2 separate regions of the Homo sapiens genome follow, and region 1 is linked to region 2. A link is an interaction called in ENCODE POLR2A ChIA-PET data of the cell type or tissue named here. Cell type or tissue: PC-9. All regions are shown on one strand. Each heading gives the region's core, and the rest is flanking DNA. Links, peaks and the distances in the headings are about the cores only.

Evidence for each region. ChIA-PET counts read pairs that join two places held together with the same protein. Peaks named below come from ENCODE experiments on the same cell type or tissue, not always from the same donor. Only the 100,000 strongest peaks of a DNase experiment are listed, where the experiment ranks them.
Region 1: POLR2A ChIA-PET joins it to region 2 with 6 read pairs; 2 of 35 experiments call an interaction of 5 or more read pairs at or near these places.

What each region holds. Positions count from the first base shown.
Region 1 is chr13:74,106,433-74,112,372 of GRCh38, reverse strand. All of the region lies in intron 1 of KLF12 (KLF transcription factor 12), which reads left to right. Among named protein-coding and RNA genes, the nearest start is that of KLF12, 25 kb to the left of the region's middle. In PC-9, for the core only: no CTCF peak of the experiment used is centred there; no DNase peak of the experiment used is centred there.
Region 2 is chr13:73,935,522-73,942,509 of GRCh38, reverse strand. The region is part of intron 3 of KLF12 (KLF transcription factor 12); the gene reads left to right. Among named protein-coding and RNA genes, the nearest start is that of KLF12, 200 kb to the left of the region's middle. In PC-9, for the core only: no CTCF peak of the experiment used is centred there; a DNase peak (open chromatin) is centred at 3,939.

The DNA.
Region 1 (5,940 bases), core at 941-5,940, 170 kb before region 2:
TGCAGTAAAATGGAATGTAACAAAATAAGGCATGCCTGTATAAAGAACTTTTTATATTCTGACAGGGTCAGTAAACTTGCGTAAGGGCCAGACAGTAATATTTTAGGCTTTTCTAGCCACATAAGGTCACTGTCATGCATACATATCATACACACACACACACACACAGATGCACACACACACATAAACGTTTATTTAACAGCCCTTTAAAAATGTAAAAACTATTCTTTGGGAGCATGCCTTTCAAAAACAGGCCATGGCTCTGTTTGGTCCATAGGTCATTGTCCACTGACCCCTGTTCTATGGTAATAAGTTGGGTGTTCCTTTTTTCTTTTTGCAGAAGAGTCATGTATTTTTGCTATAAAGAACAGATATTAAATATGAATAACTTAAAATCTGAGCCAAAATATGATTGGTTGAAGCTTATGACTTTCTAGCCTTAAACAAATACTGAACAAATTTAGAAATAGCCAAAAAATGATCTAGTTTTCTGTAATATATTTGCCTTTTTTATAAGTGGAACTTTTAAAAACATATCTTTCACAGGTCTAAAAATAAAGAGGAAAACATCATCTTGAGGATTTCTTTAACTTCTTTAAAATAATACATTTCTGGTTTAGTAACTCATAGTACTTTTAAAAGACCTTTTTTCCCCATTGGCACAAATGTTTTTCAATGTGAGATGTTCTATTGAATTTTTAAAGACACTTAAACAAAAATGTGTTCTTTAGGGTGAATGATTAATTGGACTTTTCAGATTATCTTGTGAAAGAGTTTTGTTACTAGGTTGTGTTCTCCTTTTTCAGTCACAGCTCATGAAACATCCCCAAATGCTTGTAGCTTTAGAATTTTTCAGCAGGTTACATTAGAATTACTTTAAATTCTCTGAAGGTAAATTGATTATAGATATTTTAAAGATTTATTTAATTTTTTAAAAGAAGCCTCTTATAAGGTGATTCATTTTTGATGTCAACAAAACATACAAATTAGGTATTATAAGAACTTTATTGGTACCTTAAATGACAAGAATATTAAGAATATTTCAAAAGTTGTCTTATGATTCAAATTTTCTTTCAGGCTACAGTACAGTACCATCTGTTCTGTTTTTCCTTCACTGAGTACATCAAGTTCAAGTGAATCAATAAAATTTGCTAATGCAAAAGGTTAATTTTTGATATAACTTATATTATTCTTATTATTCTTACTTTTTTTTTTTTTTTGAGACATAGTCTTGCTCTGTCGCCCAGGCTGGAGTGCAATGGTGGGATCTTGGCTCACTGCAACCCCTGCCTCCTGGGTTCAAGCAGTTCTCCTGCCTCAGCCTCCTGAGTAGTTAGGATTACAGGCGCCCACCACCATGCCTGGCTAATTTTTGTATTTTTAGTGGAGACGGGGTTTCACCATGTTGGTCAGGCTGGTCTCGTACTCCTGACCTCAGGTGATCCGCCCACCTCAGCCTTCCAATGTAACTTATATTATTGAAGTCAATTTCAAATACACAACTAGAATACATCACGTCTTCTTGGGCTTCATGTAGTACTCATATCCTATTTGCAGATTACAAACCCTTGAGTTCTTATGTTTAATGTTGTTCTTATCTTTGCTGTATCTCTCACCTCAGTGCCCTCATTTGAGAACAGGGTCCCAAGTAAATTTAACTCAACCGAGACCAACCAGCTGTGATATGATTGGTGAAGTTGGCAAAAAAGAATTTAGAATCCATTTATTTCCAGGACCTGTTTAGTTGCTTACCCCTCTGAGCACTGTACTACCTGTAAAGTAGGAAAAATACCTGTTTTGCATTTGTTGGGAGGGTTACAGAAAAACTCTGTAGAAAGCATCATTTCAGTGTTTGGTATAAAGAAAGGCCAGTAAGATAGTAGATGGTATTGTTATTAGACACTGTTCCTACTCTCAATTCTAGAGGAAGAGACAGAATACATTGGGTTACTATTTGTTATTACAATCTATTGTTAGAACTGTAATTCTTGTAGCAGAGGGAGAGTAATGATAAAGCCATACCAGAGGTTCTAAGAATGATCTGTTGAGGACTGGCCTGTAAGCCACACGTTGATGGGTGGGTTGCATTTGACTGGGTGGAGAAAGAGGACGGGGCTGTCCAACATAGGAAGCAACTTGAGCTCTGGGCGAGGCAGGAAGTGTTGGGTGTGTATAGGGCAGAGGTCCACTCTGGCCAATTTAGCGTACAGAAATGCTTTCTTTGGAAATAGTGCTTTCAAAGACTTAAGCCTACAGAGAAACATGTGACATTTCACTTAAGAAAATCTAGATTTCCAAATTTTCTTGAAAAATTTGAAAATCTTGTAAGCATTGGCTAAAGTTTACTATCCTCTCTTAGTCCCACATCATTTCAATATTATACTTTTTCCTGTTTTTTTCCCCAAAAGTCTTAGCTATGATTCTCACTTCATTCTTCCATTTGACTTTCCTAATTATTTTGTTTCTCTAGAAATGTGATATATACTGCCAGTTTATTAAAAGCTTCTATGTTGCTTTTTAGTAAAAACGGATCGGTTTTCATAATTTCAGTTCTATAGATACTTGATAGTAGTTGCTGTTGTGAATGTTCCCCTTGCTCTTTATATTTCTTAAGTGGTCATTGTTGGTGTGTTCTTGTAGGAAATTTCCATTGGCTTGAACTAACATTTTATCATGTTAAAGAACTGTCTTTTTATTTTTATTTTACTAAGAATTACAATCAAGTATAGATTTACAATTTTATCAAATGCTTTTGGACATCTTACAATTTTCTTCTTTGAAATATTGATGATTTGACATCATGGTATGTTGCTTTTAACTAATACATGAGGAAGTTTCCCATCTTTTCCTGTGTTCTAGAGTACTTCTTACAGCATTCAAATAATCTGTTCTTTTAAAAATTATTACAAAATATATTATCTATTCTTCAAATGTTGGGAAACCTTATATATCTGTTAGCTTTTAAAAATAATCAATTACTTACTCCCCCCAGTGCTCCCTGCACTCCAGCAAAGCTGTTTTGCAGTGATTGATCCAGTTAGGTCTCTTATTTAAAAAAAAAAAAATTGACATTAACACTTACCTTCAATAATTTTCTAGCTACTTTTAAATTTAGTAGCAGAAATTTAAAGATAATATATGTTAAAAATTTCCATGTGGTAGTTAAAAGTGATTCTTAATTTCATATTTGTATTTTTATATCTTCAAAAACTAGTTGATGATTTATCTGTTTTATCAACTTTTTTTCAAATATTTGTGTTTATTACATTTTTGTTTTCGATTGCATTTTCTGTTTCTTTTTTTGAAGTGATTGGATTTTACACATTAATTTCTAGTTAGAAAATCTAACATGCCATTTCTGTGTTTTGGATTTTATGGAAAATTCTTTCTCATAAAATGAATGATTAATTTACATAAATTTTCACATATACTTGACCCTTGAACAATATGGATTTGAACTGTAGAGGTCTACTTATACATGGATTTTCTTCCACCTATGCTACCTTGGGACAAGACAAATTCTTCCTTTTCCTCTTCTTCCTCCTCCCCCTCCTCCTTAGCCTACTCAGTTTGAAGGCAATGAAGATGAAGATCTTTATGATGATTCACTTCCACTTAATCAATAGTAAATATGTTTTTTCTTACGATTTTTTAAATAACTTTTCTCTAGTTTACTTTATTATAAGAATATAGTGTTTAATACACGTAACATACATATAGCAGTGGTGTTAGTCAAGTGTTTATGTCATCAGTAAGGCTTAGGTCAATAGTCAGCTACTAGTATTTAAGGTTTTGGTGAGTCAAAAGATATACGTGGATTTTTGACTCCATGGGAGGTCAGCGCCCCAACTCCTATGACCCTCACCCCCCACATTCAAAGGTCAACTGTATGTTTGAAAATACAGGGTATTTGCTCTTCATATAAAATTTGATATAAATATGTTAACTTTTATTTCTTGCTCTTAAAGAGTTCCATTTAGATTCTTGAAGAAAAATAATATGTAAATGAACATATTTAGAGTTTTTGAAAGAGTTATACAGAAATTGGAGTGAGAATGAAGTGGTCATCTGAATTGCTAATAGTATTGAAAAAGTTTATCCAAAGAGACTCTAAGTAAACAAGAATGATATATGGTTTATTTAGACAAATTATTATTATTATTATTGCTATTGCAGAGAACATAGTCATATACTCAAAGAGATGAGGGACATATGTTAAAATAAATTTGAAAGAGCCTTTTAATGATCTCTATTGTGAGTTATAATACATTCACTTCCTTGTGTGGAAGATGAATAATGCCACAGTGAAGAAGTAAAGTAGTAAAAATAATGTGACTTAATAGTACATTGAAAACTTAGCCAGCATTTGCATGGAATGGAAATTAAAGGACCATATGTACAGTATATAAGCCTAATCTTTGTTACTAAGACAAATTGTCTAATGTCGTACCTCAAGACTAAATATTTTTGCTTTCACAGTTGCTTAAAACTTTGTAAAGATCAATTGTCTCGATCAGTTGTTGGCACTAGAATCTAAAGGTCATTTTCCACTTTGTGTTTCTTCTCTTTGCTCTTCATCGATTCCTGCTCTGACCCAGTTGAGGTGCACATTTTTTCCAGGATAGGGCAACCCTTAATGATTTGTCTTGGCTTCCCCTGATTTTTACTTTCTGCTATGTGGTTTATTTCTCTGCCTTTTATTTCAAGGATAGAGCCACCCTTAATGGTTTGTCTTGGCTTTCCCTGATTTCTAGTTTCTAATATGTAGTTTATTTCTCTGCCTTTTAGTCTTTATATTGGTTCACATGTGTGCGCATGCGCACAAATACACACACGGTGAGAGAGACCTCACATTTAAGTAAGTCCAACATACAATGATCTAAGAAAGTGAAGAGTTAACTTTCCTTTTTACTTTTATTTCTGTAGAGATATTGTTACCTTGAAATTCAACCTATTTCTTTATTTTAACTTAGTGACATTGCTGTTTCAAATTTTGGTTGGAGAGTTTGGAGTAGAATTGATTGCATAGGGACCCTACCCTAGAATAGTTAGAAACCGAACTGGGAATACATGTGTGCCTCCTAAAGGCATCTACTATGGTCTGTTGATGTCCCACCAAAATTCATTATGTTGAAACTTAATCTCCAATGCAATAGTATTAAAAAGTGGGGCATTTGGGAGCTTATTGGGTTATGGTGCTCCACCCTTGTGAATGGGATTAGTGCCCTTATAAAATAATTCAAGGGAGCACCCTAGCCCCCCACATCCCTTCCACCATGTGAAGACAAGCGCCATCTGTGGGGAATGGGCCTTCCTCAGACCCCAGATCTGCTGGTGCCTTGATCTTGGACTTCTGAGCTTCCAGAACTGTGATAAATAAACTTCTGTTGTTTATAGATTAACCAGTCTAAGGTGTTTTGTCATAGCAGCCCAAAAAATGTAAGACAGCATCTTTAATTTTTTTTTTTTCCTTTGAGCTCTTTTGAATTGGACCTGACTTTCTTACCAAGATTTTACCATCATAATATAGAGGAAGCATAAGAAAGTCTTTAATGAATTGTTTGGCTTGGCTGTGGGCAGATAGATTTGAGTTACTACACACCTTACTGTCTTTGCAAATAGAGTAAAATACCTAACAATAGTTGTGTTGGAGCAGGTGTCTAATGATCATCTGTTTAGCCCAGTGCAGTCATCTGTTTTCTAGGCAGTTACGTTTTGTTGAATATTATTAATTCATGGTCTTGATAATCCAGTGAAAATGCAGAATTCCTGTGAACACAGTTGTTTTAAGTATGCACTGATTTTTATCTCCAGAAAATAGCATTATTGCTTAGCAATAAGATGAATATTTTGAAAACATTCCAAGAAAATTTATACCTTGAAGTATAGTGTTGAGTAAAAGAAGTGGGAATTCAGTTACAAAGTTCCCCAGATTGGTCT
Region 2 (6,988 bases), core at 1,086-6,085:
CCTAACCATGGGGAGGATTTGTCTTAGTTCTTTAGAGTTCTGTTTTCTTAATTCATTTCTTAATCTAGTTGCATTATCATGAGTTTAGTAAAATAAACTTCTGCTCAGCTCATATAGAGCCTGGCGTCTCATTCAGAAAGGATAGCCTTTTCCCACTGCTCATGGGAAAAAAAAGTGAAAAAGCAGTCTGCATTTCACAATAATTTCTTCAACTTGAAATAACAATCTGTTCAAACTGTGCATGTTGGAGGAAGGCAAAAACTATAGCAAACCAGTCAGAAACTTAGCCCCAGACCAATGGTCAAAGCCAGGATCGTGGGTTGCTGTCACCAGTCTTGGTAATCTTTAACAATATCCATATAGTTCTTTCCCCTTTATTTTTTGGTTTCAAGGTAAGGTCTACCTGAAATATTTAGGTGCACAAAAAACAAAAGCCACTATTCCCAGCAGTTTTGCAGTGTGAATAAGAACTCCATGTCACATTATTTATAGAAAGCATTTTTTTTGTCCTTAGAGAGGGACATGAAAAGTTGTGGGTTCATAGGTATTGCCTAATGCCTGTTCATGAAAATCGATTTTCCTCCTTGTGAGTGGAGCTGATGTTGGTATTTTAACTCTTATTTAGATTCTGCATGTTGGAGGGAAATAGAACTTTTTTTTTTCCTTTGGGTTTATGTGTACCTCTTAAATATATGACAGATACAATTTCATTCTCTTTTGTAGCAAAGCTTCAAGAGAATCAGCCTGTAGTGTTTAATGAAATGTATAATGATTTAACTCTATTAGAATACAATAATTTTAACAATTTTGTAATGCTTTAAATCAACTCTTGTTTGAAACAAAGTCTAGAATTTTGGTGACTTTCATTTTTGGCCACTTTGCTGGGTTTTTCATTGAGAAGATGCGTTGGGTGTTATATACCATATAATGTTCAGAATCTTAGAACTATTTTTAGATAAGGAGAGCCAGAATTTGGAATATTTCATGACTTCCTCATTTATGACTTAAAGGCTGGTTGAAGTTTAATTCTTTGTAAGAAAAACACATTAGTGAAATTTCAATAAATAATTACACTCACATGTATAATTATGGGCATTTATTTATCTATTTTTTACGACATAGAGTTTTGCTTGCTATGTTGCCCGGGTTGGACTCAAAGTCTTGGGTTCAAGTGATCCTCCTGCATAAGCCTCTCAAGTAGCTGGGGTTATAGACATGTGCCACCATGCCCAGCTGATTATGGACTTTTGAAAAAGATGAGACATGTTAGTTAACAGTGAACAAAAAGCGATAGAAACTTGTCTGTGTCACAACAATGAATGAGAAAGCTTGAAGAAAGCCTGAAGGTGGTACATTGGTTGGAATGTATAATCACTCTGAAAAACCTAGTTTTGGTACTCTGTCTTTAAGAAATAGATACTAATCTCAATCTTTTGGTGAAGAAAAGTTGGTATTTATCTCAGGCTGCACACAGCATTTTAAAGATATGCTACTCTACATGCCCTTGTGTTTCAGTGCACCAGAAAGGCATGTAGTTGTTCTCTGCTGCGTGTTAGAAAGAGTCCTTTAGGTCTTCTGCTGTCAGGTGGGCTCTGCATGTCTCCCCACCCCTCCAAGGAATTCAGGACCTGAGGAGCACATTTCAGAGGTTAAAGACAGACTGGGAACAGGCCTGCATCTCTTCTGTGAAAAGTTCTGGCTGCCTTGCCTCATTCTCTTAATGAGATTTATGCTGTGTGTATGTGGTCATGTGTCTTCAATCAGAGTGTAAACTCCTAGAGGACAAGGACTATTTCTTATATTTCTGGTTTGTATCTCTTATAGTTTCTGGCACATGGTGAATACATTATTTATTCAGCTTGTCTGGGCATTATAATTAGCATGGTGAAAAATATAAAACCAGTCAATAGATAATTGTCAACCTGCTCTATGTCATAGGGTTATTGTGAACATAAAAATCAAAATTGTAAATATTGGAAATACGCATTCTCATTGGTGACAGGAGTCCTCATCTCGTAGCCATGTGAACCGGATAGGTGTGGTAGCATATGGGCACCACCTCTGTGTGCCTTCTGTTTGGAGTTCTCTGACTCTTGCATTTTTAGTTAAGTGAAAGCTAGGTAGATAATTATTGCAGTCACCTGAAATGTGACTTCGGTTTTCTTGCTTGTCGGTAACACAGCACATGCTGCTGGCAGCCTCTAGGAAGGGCATGTGCTCTTGTGATACGCTTCAGGGGCACAGCAAGGAGTGCTTGAATGACTTTGTCTGTGACTTTGGTGCGTGCGTCCTGCTGTTACAAGAGCTTCCCAAATGCTGTTAGCCTTTGGATGTTCTAACATGTTACTAAGCAAAGGACTGAAACAAGAAGAGTATTAGAACTATCACACCCAGAGATAAGGTAGTATATAGAGGATACTGCCCCAGAGATATACTATGTGATTTTATTCCTGGCCCTGCAGTTCACCAGCTGGAATGACATTGGGAAGTTATTTTCTATCTCCAGGCCTCTATGCCCTCATCCATACAGTGGGGGTGCTGGAGATGAGGGCTTCTCTCCCAGGTGAAGTCTGCCATTCTATGATCCTGGTGAGGAGCAAGGGGTGAGACAGAGCCTTTCTGTTTATGCATTTATGAGTCTTACTGCAGTGAAGCTTCCTGTGTATGGAAGTGTAAATTCACAGACTTCAAAGTGAGAAAGACCTGAGTTCAGATGGTATTCAGCCTGGTACCAGCTGTGTGGGTCATGCTTAGTCTCTCTCCTTTAATCCTACTCACCTGGAAGATGGAATTAACCACCCATCTTCACAGGAGCCTGCCTGCCTTTGGTGGGTACTGAGTCAGTGTTCTTTTGAAGAAAAACAGGAGAAAAAGGCCCTATTACTTTCGTTTATGTTGCTGCAATTCTCATGAAGTATCTAGTAGAGATTTCAACATCTATGTTAATTCATAATTCTCCAAGTAGACATAGGGTAGGTAGATCTGAAATTAGAACTCTTTTTTTAATTTGAATTTTTATTTAAGGATATCTGGAAGAATGTTTCAAATTCTGATTAGAGTTTATTATGTGAAATAATGGAACACAAAAAATAATGTCAATAACAGAATAAAAACAGAATCATGGAACCAAAAAAATGAAAATAGTTTATTCTGCCTAATTTTGTGTATTTGAAATTCTTTAAATTAAAATGTTTTAAAAAGAAAAGATGAGCTCTCTAAATAAAAATATTTTTGAAAACTACATAGGTGCAGAGGACTCAGAGGGAGACCTGAAAGCAACATTTCTTAGTCACCCTCACTGTTTATTTCCTAAGTCTGAGGAATCTGCCGCGGGGAAGGAGCTGACCTGAGTGTCTACACTAACTGCAAGGGTGTTGAAGCCATTGGTTATCCTGCCTCTCTTCTCTCCTGTAGAACCAGGTACAGTTCTGATCCGTGGGCCGGCAGAGAAGAGCGGCAATAGTGCGGCAGAAACAGGGAAAGAGATTGGGTGTTTTGCTCATTTTAAGTGCTCTAAGCAGTCAGTAATTGAGTGGAAGACAGATTCCTTTCTGTTACCCTTGGGGAAGCGAGCCTGATGCCTCTTTGCCATAGCCATGTAGCTAGAAAGGGTGCAGGCATTGCCGCAGACAAGTATAGAATCACGTCAATACTCCATGCCTTAACTACCAGGAAATATCCACCTTGGCCAGACCAGAGATTCCTATGCACTCCCTCATTTTAGAGGCAGAACAAAAGAGGATAAGGGAGACTCAGTCTTTTCCCTAGAGGCAGCTTGCAGTAACTCTTAGAAACCATTCTGCAGGACATTAATAACAAGGTGTTGAAGCTATTCCTATATCACCAAGAGCTGACTAGCATCATGAAGTCAGCTGTAATGTAACTTCCTTAAGAGCAGAGCTTATGCTTTATGTTTCTTGTTATTCCTCATCATCTCAGCACAGGAGCTTATGAATCGGCAGGGCTCAATAAGTGGTGATTCATTCATGTGCTATTTGTTGTAAGTGAGAGGCTGTTTGCCACACTGGAATTGAGAGGATTTGGAGACGGGTGCTTTTTTGAAAAAGACTCCAGTCGTTAGGCTTAATAAAGAAATATAGACGGGTGCAGGTATTGTAGCTGAACCTGGAAATGTGCTATGGAATGTTTACTTAACGCAGGAAATAAATTACATTAAAATTCAGTAGCATTAGGGGGAAAAAACCCAACAATTAGCCTAACTTTTTTCCTCAGTAAACCTATTTAATTTTACACTAACGATCTAGTGTACATCTGTGCGTAAAGGCGTAGTAAGACAGTGTTACTTTAATGACTTTATCAGAAGTGAAAAAAGGGCATTATTAAAAATGCCACTTGCATTACCCTTTAACCAGGGGCTCATTATTCCCTCTCCTGCTGTGGAACAGGGGCCAGCGTTTGACTAAATTGGTAGAATTATCTTGGAAATACGAGTTTGCTTATCATTTAATATTCTCTGATGACCTGCTGCTTGAGATCTTTTGATCTGTAGTGAAATCTTTGCATGTCACTACCTGGCTTCAAAGAAAAACATTTGCAGTTGCTGTGTTATGGCTAATGTGAGAAGACCATTTTTTTTTTTAAGCGGAAAGAAATATCTGCTCTTGCAAAACTCCTATTTTAAGAAGAGGTATCCTCCACTAAAGATGCAGAGTTAGACTGATTTTAATAATGTCAGAATGGCCAATAAATATATTAATACAAGGAATTGAAAATCAATGAGCTGTGATAGTAATTACAGATAGTACCCAAGGGAAATATAGCAGGCAGACAAATCCTTTCCCTCAGGGCCTGCCCTGGGCAAAGCTATGAAGTTGAGAATTCTGCCCTTCTTCCCTTTAGCAATGTACTTTCTCTTTCAACTTAATTCTCCTGCCACCCACAATCCAGATGTCCCTGCGCTCTGATGGTGCTGTAATGGTTCAAGGTACCAACAGATGACCAGTTCTAACCACAGTCTCATTAGTTGAAGAGAATGTAAAGTGCCCTTTCCTAGAGTTATTTGCATTTTTATAGGGTCAGTGCTTTGTAAAAAGGAATATTTCTTAAGGAAATTAAATACTCTGAGTGATTTGAGCATTTTGATTTCAGGCAAATTAACCTTTCCAGAATATTTCAGCTTCTACAAGATCATGGTCTGCATTGTCTCCTTGTCTTTGTGGAAGAATTTTTTTAAAAAAATCTGGACCATCAAGCGTGTTTTCTCTGTAGATGTGTTTTCTTGAGCTAATGTTTGCATACCGGTTCAGAGTTTATAAAGTGCATCACAAAAAATATCCTTTTTTATTTATTTATTTTTTTTTGAGACGGAGTCTCGCTCTGTCGCCAGGCTGGAGTACAGTGGCACGATCTCAGCTCACTGCAAGCTCCACCTCCCGGGTTCAAGCGATTCTCCTGCCTCAGCCTCCCAAGTAACTGGGATTATAAGTACATGCCACCATGCCTGGCTAATTTTTGTATTTTTAGTAGAGACGGGGTTTCACCATGTTGACCAGGATGGTCTCGATCTTCTGACCTCGTGATCCACCTGCCTTTGCCTCCCAAAGGGTTGGGATTATAGGCCTGAGCCACTGCGCCTGGCCAAAATATCCTGTTTAACCTTTAGAGGAGTTTTGCTTCTGACCACAAAGGATTAACTCTTGTGGGAATTGACTCCCACCATGAACAACTAGAAACTCAGATGAAATAAGAGATGTTTTTTCACATATTGGACAACAAGCGATGGTCCTTGAGAGGAGAGCAGAAAACGTGATGAACTCTACAGTGGCCTCAGCTTACTGCTTGGAGGTAACTTCCGGGCGGCAAAGCAGGGAGGAAGAACCCAAACAGGGCCTCGCCGTCTCACTGAGCTAAGCAGACAGGGTTTGGTATTTGGAGAAGTTAGGACAACTAGTTTGTGAGAAGAATACTGTAGAGGAGGGAATTGCACAAAGAGAGAGCTCTGGAGATCTCCAGAGGGGCCCACTAAAGGGTTTGGTGAGTACTTATCTTCCTGTGTATTGGAGGAAGGCAAGGAAAGGTCGGCCATACAGCAGTAGGTTGAACAATTCTTGGAGCTCACATAAAGCTGACAGAAATCAGGGTGGAGAGACCTCTTCATATGTGAGGCATTGGGAAGAGGGCTTGGAAGGGTCACAGCTTAGTGGCCCTGAGTCCTGGAATAGACTGCTCTGGACCTACCCTGACAAGCCTTAGAAACAAGCATTGAAAGGACCGAACTGATCTGCAAGTCACTCAGCTGTATACCAGAACAAAAATGCACTCCAAAGAATACACGATCTAGTGCTGAATGATGTAAAAATCACAATGTCTGGCATCCGATCAAAATTACCAGATGTACAAAGAAGCAGGAAAATAGAACTTATAACCAAGTTTTAAAAATGAATCAATAGAAACACATCCAGAAATGACAAATAATTGGCAAAGATCTTAAAACATCTATTTTGTATCTTATATGCTCACAAATGTGAAGGAAAACATGAAAATGATGAGAAGAGAAATGGAAGGTACAAAAAGATAAAAAATTAAACAGATGAAACATACACCATGTATGTCTGTTTTTGCATTGCTGTAAAGAAATACCTGAGGCCAAGTGCTCACGCCTGTGATCCCAAGGGAGGTGGATCACTTGAGCGCAGGAGTTCAAGACTAACCTGGACAATGTGGTGAAACCCCATTTCTACAAAAAATACAAAAATTAGCCAGGCATGGTGACACATGCCTGTAGTCCCAGCTACTCCGGAGGTTGAGATGGGAGGATTGCTTGAGCTCGGGAGGTGGAGGTTGCAGTAAGCCAAGATCCCATCACTGCACGCCAGCCTGAGCAACACGAGACTCTGTCTCAAAAATAAATAAATAAATAAATCATGGCAGAAAGCAAAGTGGGAGCTCGTGCATCATGTGGTGAGAGGGAGCTGGTGCCAGGATAACAACTTGTGAACTCAGAGTGAGAACGCATTCATTACCATGA